Regions from separate parts of the Mus musculus genome. Here region 1 is linked to region 2. A link is a loop called in an ENCODE intact Hi-C map of the cell type or tissue named here. Cell type or tissue: left cerebral cortex. All regions are shown on one strand.

What was found. Peaks named below come from ENCODE experiments on the same cell type or tissue, not always from the same donor. Only the 100,000 strongest peaks of a DNase experiment are listed, where the experiment ranks them.
Region 1: a loop joins it to region 2, with 4 times the contacts of the local background. A loop is called at or near these places in 6 of 42 quality-filtered maps.

What each region holds. Positions count from the first base shown.
Region 1 is chr13:69,483,409-69,488,408 of GRCm38, reverse strand. No RefSeq gene overlaps it. Among named protein-coding and RNA genes, the nearest start is that of Tent4a, 48 kb to the left of the region's middle. In left cerebral cortex, CTCF peaks have their summits at 920 (motif pointing right) and 2,871 (motif pointing right); DNase peaks (open chromatin) are centred at 289 and 2,870; H3K4me3 peaks cover 845 bases; H3K27ac peaks cover 814 bases.
Region 2 is chr13:68,999,765-69,004,764 of GRCm38, reverse strand. It overlaps Gm35161 (a long non-coding RNA gene), which reads right to left. Exons shown (of 5, transcript XR_873632.3): 1 at 4,100-5,000; 2 at 1,853-1,994. Among named protein-coding and RNA genes, the nearest start is that of Gm35161, 2.7 kb to the right of the region's middle. In left cerebral cortex, a CTCF peak has its summit at 2,397 (motif pointing left); DNase peaks (open chromatin) are centred at 2,395, 3,526, 4,092 and 4,475; H3K4me3 peaks cover 357 bases; H3K27ac peaks cover 2,626 bases.

The DNA.
Region 1 (5,000 bases), 480 kb before region 2:
ACTATATAGTGAGTTTCCAGAAGTCACTGCAAGAGGGGTGAGGGTGTGGAGGACACATCCTTCGTTAAGAGTAAAAGAACGTAAGAGCAGGTCGGAGGCTAGCCGAGCTTCCCCCTCCTCCAATCTCTCTTAGGACGCGCATCTTCTGTCTCACCCTCTCTCTGTGCAAGTCAGTCCCCCAGCAGCAATGCAGATCAAAGGTACAGATAGTTCTCATTCCCCACACTGCAGCGCCGCGCTTCACAGGTTTTGACTCCTCAAGGCTGTACCGGGCGGGCGGGCAGGGAGCTCTCTGCTGCTTTGGATTAAACAATTCTGATCCTCCCCCGGAGACAGGGAGGATGAAGCGTGCGCCTCGAAGGAGGACAGTTCAGTAAGAGAATTACTCCACAGCAGGCTGGAGTTTCATGTGAGATGGGGCATCCAACCTTCTCCTCCGGTGCTTTTTAAGTTAGCAGATAAAAAACTCCGTGCGGCTGGCTTCCGGGGATTTGGCTGAAATGACCTTTCTGAGATGTGACATGGACTCCTGTCTACAGTAGGCTGGGGGTGGGGGTGCGAGAGTGCGGGGCGGGGCGAAATTGGTCGGAAATCTCTGTTTGCCTGCCTTTTGTGGCACAGAAGGAACTCCGTGTTCCTCTCTAAGCCTGTGCCCAGTCTCAGGAAAGCCAGCTACACCAGCTCATAGTGGTTCTGGCCCTTCTAGCACGAGGGGCTAAAAGCACGCTGAGGGAGGGAGGGAGGAGGGGATCTGCAGGTGACGCGGATAGATGGCTTCCTTTGTTCCTGAGTTCAACTCAGCAACTTAGCCTCGTGTCAGAATAAATTCTTCTGTTAAAGATTTATTTATTTTATGTATGTGAGTACGAAGTAGCTGTCTTCAGACACACCAGAAGAGGGCATCAGATATCATTACAAATAGTTGTGAACCATCACGTGGTTGCTGGGAATCGAACTCGGGACCTCTATAAGAGCAATCGGTGCTCTTAACCAGTAAGCCATCTCTCCAGCCCCCAGAATAAAAATGTTAAAGACCTAATTTTATTCTATGTGTATTCATTCATATACGTGTGTGAGTGTGTGTGTGAAGTGTTTGCAGGTGCCTCAAGAGCACCCTTGCAACTTGAGTTTTTAAGTGGCTGTGAGCCACCTAATGTGGATGTTGGGAACTGAACTTAGGTCCTCTGGAAGCATCAAGTGCTCTTAACCAATGAGCCTTTAAAGGGGCAGCAGGTATCAGGCAGGCTCCGTGCTCTTCCACCATAGCCGACCTACCCCATCCCTGCTCCCACACCCAGAGGTGTTCTTCAGGGTCCACACTGCTGGATGACACACATAGGCTCACCAAGAGGCTCAATTCCCAAGGAGCCTGAGTTTGCCTGTTCTGGGGAATAGGCAGTTTCTTTAATGGCTGCTCCATTCACATGAGTTAAGTTTGATTTCCAACTTGGGGACCAATCCTCTGTCCATGACCACCTGGAAAAATCCCACAAAGGACATCTTCCACTGGGAAATGTGAAGGACTTATCTTCATCAAAGGCAGTGACTTCCCATCCTTCTGGAGAAAGGAGCCCAAGCTCCTTGGGGTTTCTGGCTCCTCTGTTTAGCCTTGCTCACCCCCACCCCCTGCCTTTGAGGCTTCATTGTGGCAGAGTTCAGAGGGGCTGATGAGCATGTCTGCTCTGACCCTCTTGACAACTACTTAGATGTGAGAACAAAGGAAAGGGCTAATCGGATATGGGGGGGGGGAGTTTTTCGGATTTCCTTGTTGCTGCCTGCCAGCTCTTCAGAGACATCTTTTGCTCAGTGTCAGTATTTCTCCTGCAATTTCTAAGTGGAAAGCAGCATGCTATGGAAGTGTCCAGCCTTTTTGATATGACCTCATCATCTGCATTCGCAGACACTCTAGGCTGCATGTACTCAGCAGGGCAATGCTTTAACCTGGATAGATTGAATGTTTATGCCTCCCCACAACGTTTACACTAAACCCCAGTACTGCTCCCAGAAGCATTAGGAGAGAAGGCCTTTGGGGTGGCAAAGCTTCACAAGTGGGGCTGATATCCTGATAGAAGAGGCCTGACAGTAGTCCCTTGTCACCTGACCTGGACTCTACCATAACAAAATTGCTGGACACTCCAGCCTACAGAGCAATGGGGGCAATTTCTGAATATTTCTTTTCCCCTTTGTCCCCCTCGTGGTGTGTGTGTGTGTGTGTGTGTGTGTGTGCATACAGCCCATCATGGTGGGACAGATACGGTGGCAGGAGCTGAAATCTGCAAAGCTAAAAGGAAGCAGGAAGTAGGACCAAGCTGTAAAGAGTCAAGGCTCCCCCACAGTGACTCATTCCCTCCAGCAAGGTTCTATCCCCTGAAGGTTCCACAACCTTCTCAAATCGTCCCAGCTGCCAAGGTCAGAGCGCTCAGACATGTGAGCCTATGAGACAATTCACATTGTGGTGGTTTGAATGAGAGTGGCCTCCGTAAGCTCATATATTTGAATGCTTGGTCCCCAGTTAGTGGATGAGAGCTTTTGGCCTTGTTGGGGTGCCGGGGAGGCGTGTCACTGGGTGTACCAGGCTCAGTATCTTTCTCAGCTTGGAACTTGTAGATCAGATGTGAGCTGTCGGTTACTTCTCCAGTACCATGTCAGCCTCCCTGCCACGGCGATAATGGAGTAACCCCATTTAAATGCTTTCTTCTCTAAGTTGCCTCTTCATAGCAATAGAACAGTAACTAAGACAACATTCAAACTGGCATCTTGTGCACACGTGGGGCTTTCATCCGAACCTGCTTTCACACTTGGCAGTTTGAGCTAGCTAGCTAACTTTTCTGTGTGGAGGTGAACTGTGCACTGTAGACCACTTTTGGACTCTACCCACTAGAGGTCAGTAGTGCTGCGAGTTGGAGTCAAAAAGGATATTTGCTGGTGGCGGTCGTCCACCTGCCCAACAGTCCTTTATGGGCAGGGGCTCACACACACCCGGAGGCAACACCTGAGGACATTATCATGCACATTGTTGGCCATAGAGGTGGCTGGAACAGAGAATTTCATTTTAAGTGTATTGTTTAGTACCTAGATATCTTTGTTTATTGAATTTCTTTGCATTGTTTGCCCAGATTCTTTGTTTGTTTGTTTGTTTTTTTCTTCTATACTTTTAAAAGACATATTTTCAGTGTTAATGACTACGTGGTAGTCTCAAGTATCTGTAGGGTACAGCATGACATTTCAAGGTCATACACTCAATGTGTAATGATCAGATCAGGGAACCTAGTGACTTGCCTGTAAAAAATCATAAATATTTCTGTTGGTCACTTATATAAATGCTAGCCTGATGAACCAGAGACCATGCCCATATCTACTGAGTACAGGATAGCCGGTAGACGAGTGCTCCACCACCTGTGGGATGACGGAGGATGGCTCTCTCAGCTCACCTTTCTCCTCTACAAAACAAAAGTGCTAGACTATTTCTAGATTAACCCTTCCCCCAGTGATTTTCAACACGAGTTTTTTTTTTTTTTTTTTTTTTTTTTTTTTTTTTTTTTATGTATGTGAGTACACTGTTGCTGTCTTCAGCCACACAAGAAGAATGCATCGGATCCCATTACACATGGTTGTAAGCCACCATGTGGTTGCTGGGAATTGAACTCAGGACCTCTGGAAAAGTAGTCAGTGCTCTTAACCACTGAGCCATCTCTCAGCCCTCATCGCAAGGTTTTGCTAATGTATTATATAGAAGGCTAGATAGCAAATAGCTGAGAATTTGTGGGTCACACAGCACGGCAAATGCACAGGAGTGTCGACCGAGGAAGACAGTCAACAGGTTACTTCTGCTGTGTTATCTCAGGTAGAAATCAATGTCACCAAACATGGTTACAGAATAGGGGCCAGACAGTGGTGAGCCAGGATAGGATCTCCCCAGACAGTGATGAGCTGGCCAGGGAAAGGTTCTCCTAGTGGTTCCAGCTGGGAACAGGAGGGTCCTCCAAGACAATGATGTACTAGCTGGTCAGGAGAATACCTCCCCAGACAGTGATAAGCTGGCCAGGAAAGGGTCCTCTAGACAGGCATTTCATTCAGGGAGGAAAAGGTATAAATGCTTTCCTCAAGACTTCCCTTCGTCTCCTTGGGTAGAGCTGCCCACCTGTTTCTGCCTTGCCCAGGGTGGCCCCACTTTTTAAAACAGCAGGTGGTCCCAGTCTAATTGATTAACCAAAGTCGGGGTCTAGTTGCTTGAATCGATGGCTTGATGTGTCTCCACATGGCTTGATGTGTCTCTGCATGGACAACACTAGAGTTTGGGGTTTGTCACATGGCAGAGCCCCTGGGGAGGGGATGAGGGTCCTTATGAATGGGTGGAGGGAGTGTTTCTGCTAGGCCATCCTGTGAGACCACATCGCCCTTCCTCTCTTTGCCCTGTGCCCTCATCCATGGGAAGATGCTGCTGAGAGAAGCAGCCATGAACACCACACTGCAGGTGCTCACCACTACTGAGCCTTGATCGTCAAGTGTTGTGTTGTTTATTAATTCTCCAGTCTGGGGGTAATTCGCTATAGTTACACAAAGGGTTGAAGTCAATGCTTTTGAGCTAGACAGTAAACACACTGACAGGTCAAACCAACAGGATGTCAAAGAAATGGGTCTGATTTTCAGCAAGAAGGTATTCTAATGAGAGACAAAGAAGGACACTTCCCAGGAAAGACTGTGCCCTGTGGAGGGATCCTGGCACATGTGTTCGTTAAGGTTTCCTGGCTTAGGTAGGGAGCAGGTCAAACTGATTCATCGAGGGCCCATCTCCATCTCTCCCTGTCACGGTGCAGACTGCTGACATCCACAACAGGGATGTGAGACACATGAAATGGTAGTCTTTTCTATCAAACACTGCACAACTTTTGTTCTTGTCAAGGAATTAAAATCTGTTACATTCTTCATCTTCTAAACCCTTTATGCAGACGTTTTAACCCTTACACCCTTTAAAAACATTTGTTTACACAAAGGTCCTG
Region 2 (5,000 bases):
TGCCCAAGACACTTCTGGGCAACCCTGGGCTGCATTCCTTCTCAACATTTCAGATGATTTTCCTTCTGCGGCTCTCAATCGGATCTGTCTCCAGCCAAATCATGGTGATCCTCCCCCTTCCTCCCAGTTCTTAGCCCTCACAAATCCAAAGGTCCTGCCTCAGTCTATCTGCCCAGACACTGGCTGTTGGCTGTTTATTAATCAGTCAAAAATCAATTGGGGACAAGGACCTTCAGTGTTTGGGCATGCAGATTCCCGATCTGGGGGGACTGGATTAATTCAAAATATTAAAACCAACCCCCAACAAGGACATAACGTTGGACAGAAGGAATTAAATATTTCTACCCCTACTAAACTTGCCATCTGATGGAGGAAGGTAGATTGCATTAAAACAAAAATATGACTGTGCAGAAAGTTGACCTGCCATGCCACTAATAACATGTTCTCTTTCTTGGGAGAAATAGTTTGGAGTAAATACTACTTACCAAACAGAAAAATCCAGCACACTTTTAAATATACAGTCCAATTTATAATTACCTTTAATATTTTAATTGGGTATAGAGTTTTCTCTTTGATCCAAAGAGGTAGGTTAAAAGTCATTCCATTATGTACAAGAGTAGAATAAACTTGTTTGAAAACACCTTATAATAAATAAACCACTTTATCACTGCAAATATAAATTAACTAAAGCTCATAGGTTTTACATGATTTTTCCAAGGATGTACCATCAACTTTTAAGAAAGTTATTATCTGAACACTGACAGTTACTATCAGACAGAGTGGAATAATACTAGTGGTAGGTTTGATTTATTTACAAATTCAGAAATAAAGTCATAAATCAGCCGATGTGCAGTGGTTTAAAACCATAACCTATGTTGTCTGAATGGAATGAGGGAGATGGAATTGGAGAGAAATACTCTTAAACAATGCCATAGCATTGTGTAGCACAGTGCTATAATCTCTCAGTATATTATACTTGAATCTTAGGATGTTTCTAGAATATTCCCTAACAATTTTTAATGTATTTAGTGCTCTAATTTGGAGGATCATACTCCCCACACATCCTTGCCAAGGCTCTGGTCTTGGTTCTCAGCGGGAGGCACTAGTAGGATCATGTGGGTCTATTTTAGTTGCTTTCTTCCTTGCTGCTACGAAATAACCAACAAAAGCAATGTAATGAAAGACGGTTTATTGTAGCACACAGTTCAAAGACAGAGTCTATCATGCAGTAGGAGCTCAGTGGCTGATTACATTGTATCCAGCCAGAAGCAGAGAGGTTAGTGATGGTTTCTCCTTTGTATTCTTCCCAGGACCTCAGCCCTTGAAATGATACTGTCCACTTAATAAACTCCACTAGAAACTCCCTTATAGTCAGACCTAGAGGTTTGTCTTGGGTGACTTTGGAATCTGTCAAATTGACAATCAATATTAAACATTAAAAAGCTCAAACTTTATCAGTGAATTCATTCCTTGATCTCTTTATCTTCATCCCCAAATCCATTCCCATCTCTCCACTCCTACCCGATCTCTCCACTTGTCTATCATTGTGAGCCACTTCCTTCTCCTCTCCTTTCTATTGAACCATGCACAGTGCTAAGTGACCGTGAACCAGATTTCTAAATTCATGCCCCTAAATCAATCCTTCCCTTAAAGATGTCTCAGTGATTTTTGCCACAGCAAAGAAAAGTGTCTGATTCAATAAAAATGTAAATGTTAGCTGAGAACATAAAACATATTCCACGGTGATAATGAAAATTTTGGCAGACCATTCATCCTTTTTATATGTGTATTTTAGTAACATACTTGCCAGAGAGAAAGATGAACACACAGGCAAGCACTACGCTCCTCTCACCTGTATTCCTGTGTTGGCTGGCACGTGTCCACCTCTGTCCTTGGTGTGCTTCCTGGCTTGCCTTTATTTAATCATTGTGGACTCTGTGGACATTGGGAGGAGTATGACAACACCCTTATTGACTGAACTAATCCAACTGGATCTGAAACAGGAACGAAGAGATGGGTTCATTTAAAGTAAAACTCACTTGTGCGTAAACCTGCCCTGCAGTGTGATAACTTTGTTTTCAGTCAATGAGATGGGGCATAGGGTATGGGAGGTCTGATCAGGAGGCATGGGCAGAGTCTTGCACAGAAAAAACTTGCCTGCAGCCAGACAATTCAGAGGCTCCAGTTACAGGCGAAGATAGGAAACCTTTTGGATACAACTTGCTAGGAGAACTGGCTTTCTAATTTGTAGAACCATCTACAGTGTGCAAGGCTCCTTTTTGAAAACTATTAAGAATTCAAAGTGAAGGTAACAAAACCTTGCACCAAGTACTTAAGCCCCTCCCCAGAGAGCCTGCCTGCTGCTTCTCCCTAGCAAGATAGAAGGGTGCCCTCTAGCGTTGCAGGAAAGATGACGTTTTCAAATGTTCTTTTCCTCCCACAGGCCTAGTTAGAGCCTCCATAGTTGATTTCTTTGTGCATTTTGTCACAAATTGATGCAGGGTACATTTATGGGCAAGCCCCCTTGCTCCATATGCCTTACTGCTTTGCAGCAGTGCTGACACCTGAAGGCGCAGAGATGAGCTAGAGGACTCCTTAGGGTCCCTTTATTGTCACAAGCCTATATTTCATGTCTTGGCTTTCTACTAAAGGTTATTTCTCATTTTGTCTCACACCGCTTAGGGGTTATCTTTCCTCTTCTTTTGCCTCCCTTTCAAAAATAAGAACTGTTGCAAACTTTGTAAAAGATTCTTGGTCCCATGGATACCAAAACACTGACAGAATAACAATCATTTTAAATAGTTCACTTTTTTTCTTTTTAGTATTGCATGTGAAACATTGACAGAGGCTCTCATAAAAAATAAACACCCCAAACGAAACAGAACAACAAGTCCTGATGCGACCACAGAGGAGGCAGACACCACCTTAACTGCCATGGTGCTTCCTTCCAAAGACTGGTGTGTGGTGACTCCATTGAGGGAGAGGGAGAGCAAAGCAGAGAGGAACACTGGGTTTTATTCCTGGTTGCTTCCATGGGTCTCTGTCTTTCTAAGGACACAGGGAACACCTCCAATGGCCCCAGGCTGTCTATACTCCCCCCCCCCATCAGCATTTAGTGCATGTATGGTAGGCACAAAATAAATATTTGTTTAATTAAATGGAAGAGTGGGACACTAAACACCCCCTAAAGGCACATGCAGGGTCTTTCCAGTTAGATTTTTGTCTTTATTTCACTTTTACAAAATATTTTAAGATTACTTTAACAAAATCTCTTGAGCTGCAGTTTCTTACCACATATGTCATGGATGGACAACGGATGTTAAAATACATTTTTCTTTTCTGCTAGAGAAAAGAAAGTACTTAAGCATTGCTGTTCCCTCATAGGTCTTACACTTCCCCACCCTTTATACTTAGATCACTGATTGTCTTTTCTTCCTTCTCGTGTGGGTGAAGGAGAATGCTTCTTAGTGCTAGCAGTGAGGAAATGGGAGCTGGAGAGGAGGTGAGTAACAGAACTTCCCTAGCAGGGAGGGACTGGAAATGCACAATTCTGCCTAACCTAGACAGTCCTGCACATAGAATCTGCACAGCCTACTTAGCCATGTTTCCTGCGAGTGGATCAGCCCTGGCTATTTATAAGTTCTATTCATTAGTGCTATTTGTTGTTGAGGCTTGCTTTCGGGATGTCTAAACACCTATACAACCTTAAAATTTATGGTTGCTGGTTCAGAAGAAAGGGCCCAGTCAATCAGAGGGTTTGAGCCTGCAGGAGAAGTTGAGGCTCCATAGAAATGTCTGGTAAAGGGTGAGGTTTTGTTTATCAGAGGTCAAGCAGGGCAGGGAGGCTCCATGACAAGCTTGGTTTCACTATTAGGGATCCATCGTGATTTCCTCCAGGACTGGGTGAGGAAAGCTGGGATGTCCTGGATTTCAAGTCAACTCTCCCATTAACTCCATCCTTGCCCTCTATCGAGGTTGAGAACACAGCTGTGTCTTCACTCTCTGGGTCCAAAAATAAAATCCCTGGAAATCCCTGGGTCTGAGACTCTGTGCATGGCCTAGGTCCAGCATTTGAGAGTCACACAGTTATTCAGCTTACCTGTTCATGCTGGCTGGCTTGCAACTCAGGTAGGCAGGCTGCTGTCAGGGAACATGCAAAGGTCTAAGGCAGTTCCGGGCTGACAGAGAATGTGGAATAGCTCTTGAGGCGGTGTTGTGTTTTGGACTCCTTAGAAAATGATTTGGGGGAGAAAAATGGCTTGTGGGTTCTTTGGATGGAAGGACAGGAAAATAGGAACCTTCTAGAAGCAGTCTTTTGAAGGTCAGTGGTTAGTCCTGTCATCTAGAAAGAACAAAGGTTGAGGTCACAACCACGAAATGCCTGCCCAGCCTGTCCACGAGGATCTAGCTAGGTCTGTCATGCTTCGTGCATTTGGTCCCCGAGAGTGTCAAGCGGCATGGGATGAGTGATTCCCAAGCCAACCTTGCCCACAGAGGATGATTCTCATTCCTTGCTCCAACTTCTGTGCCATCCCTGTCTGACTGAAAGGGTTCTGGGGAGATCTGCGATGCCAAACACAGAGGTCCATAGGGTACTTCTAAGGCGCGGAGAGCAAAGGCAGAGAAAAGGAGAGGCCCGCTGCCTGAGGACCACAGGTGTCTCCAGTCACTGTGTAATTGAGTTCGTGGGGGCCATTCTTTCAAAAGGACTCCCACAAGTCCTGGAGGGTCCTAACTCCTGCTCTGTACTGGGAGTCAAATTACAATAGAGAAAGTGAGAAAGAAGCCACATTTTGCTAAGTAGGCATACTAAAGAGGGGTGGTCAGGGATATGGGACCCCCTCTCCAGGCTGGGGGGTATTAAAGCATGGCAGCCTTTTACACTGCTGCCTTGTGAGATCATGGAGAGGCAGTGGGGACTCTGGCAGTCAGGTGGGAGACTCCAGGAGCCCAACAGTAGCCCTCAGGCTGTTCTCTGCTGTAGTGGAGAACAAGGCTGA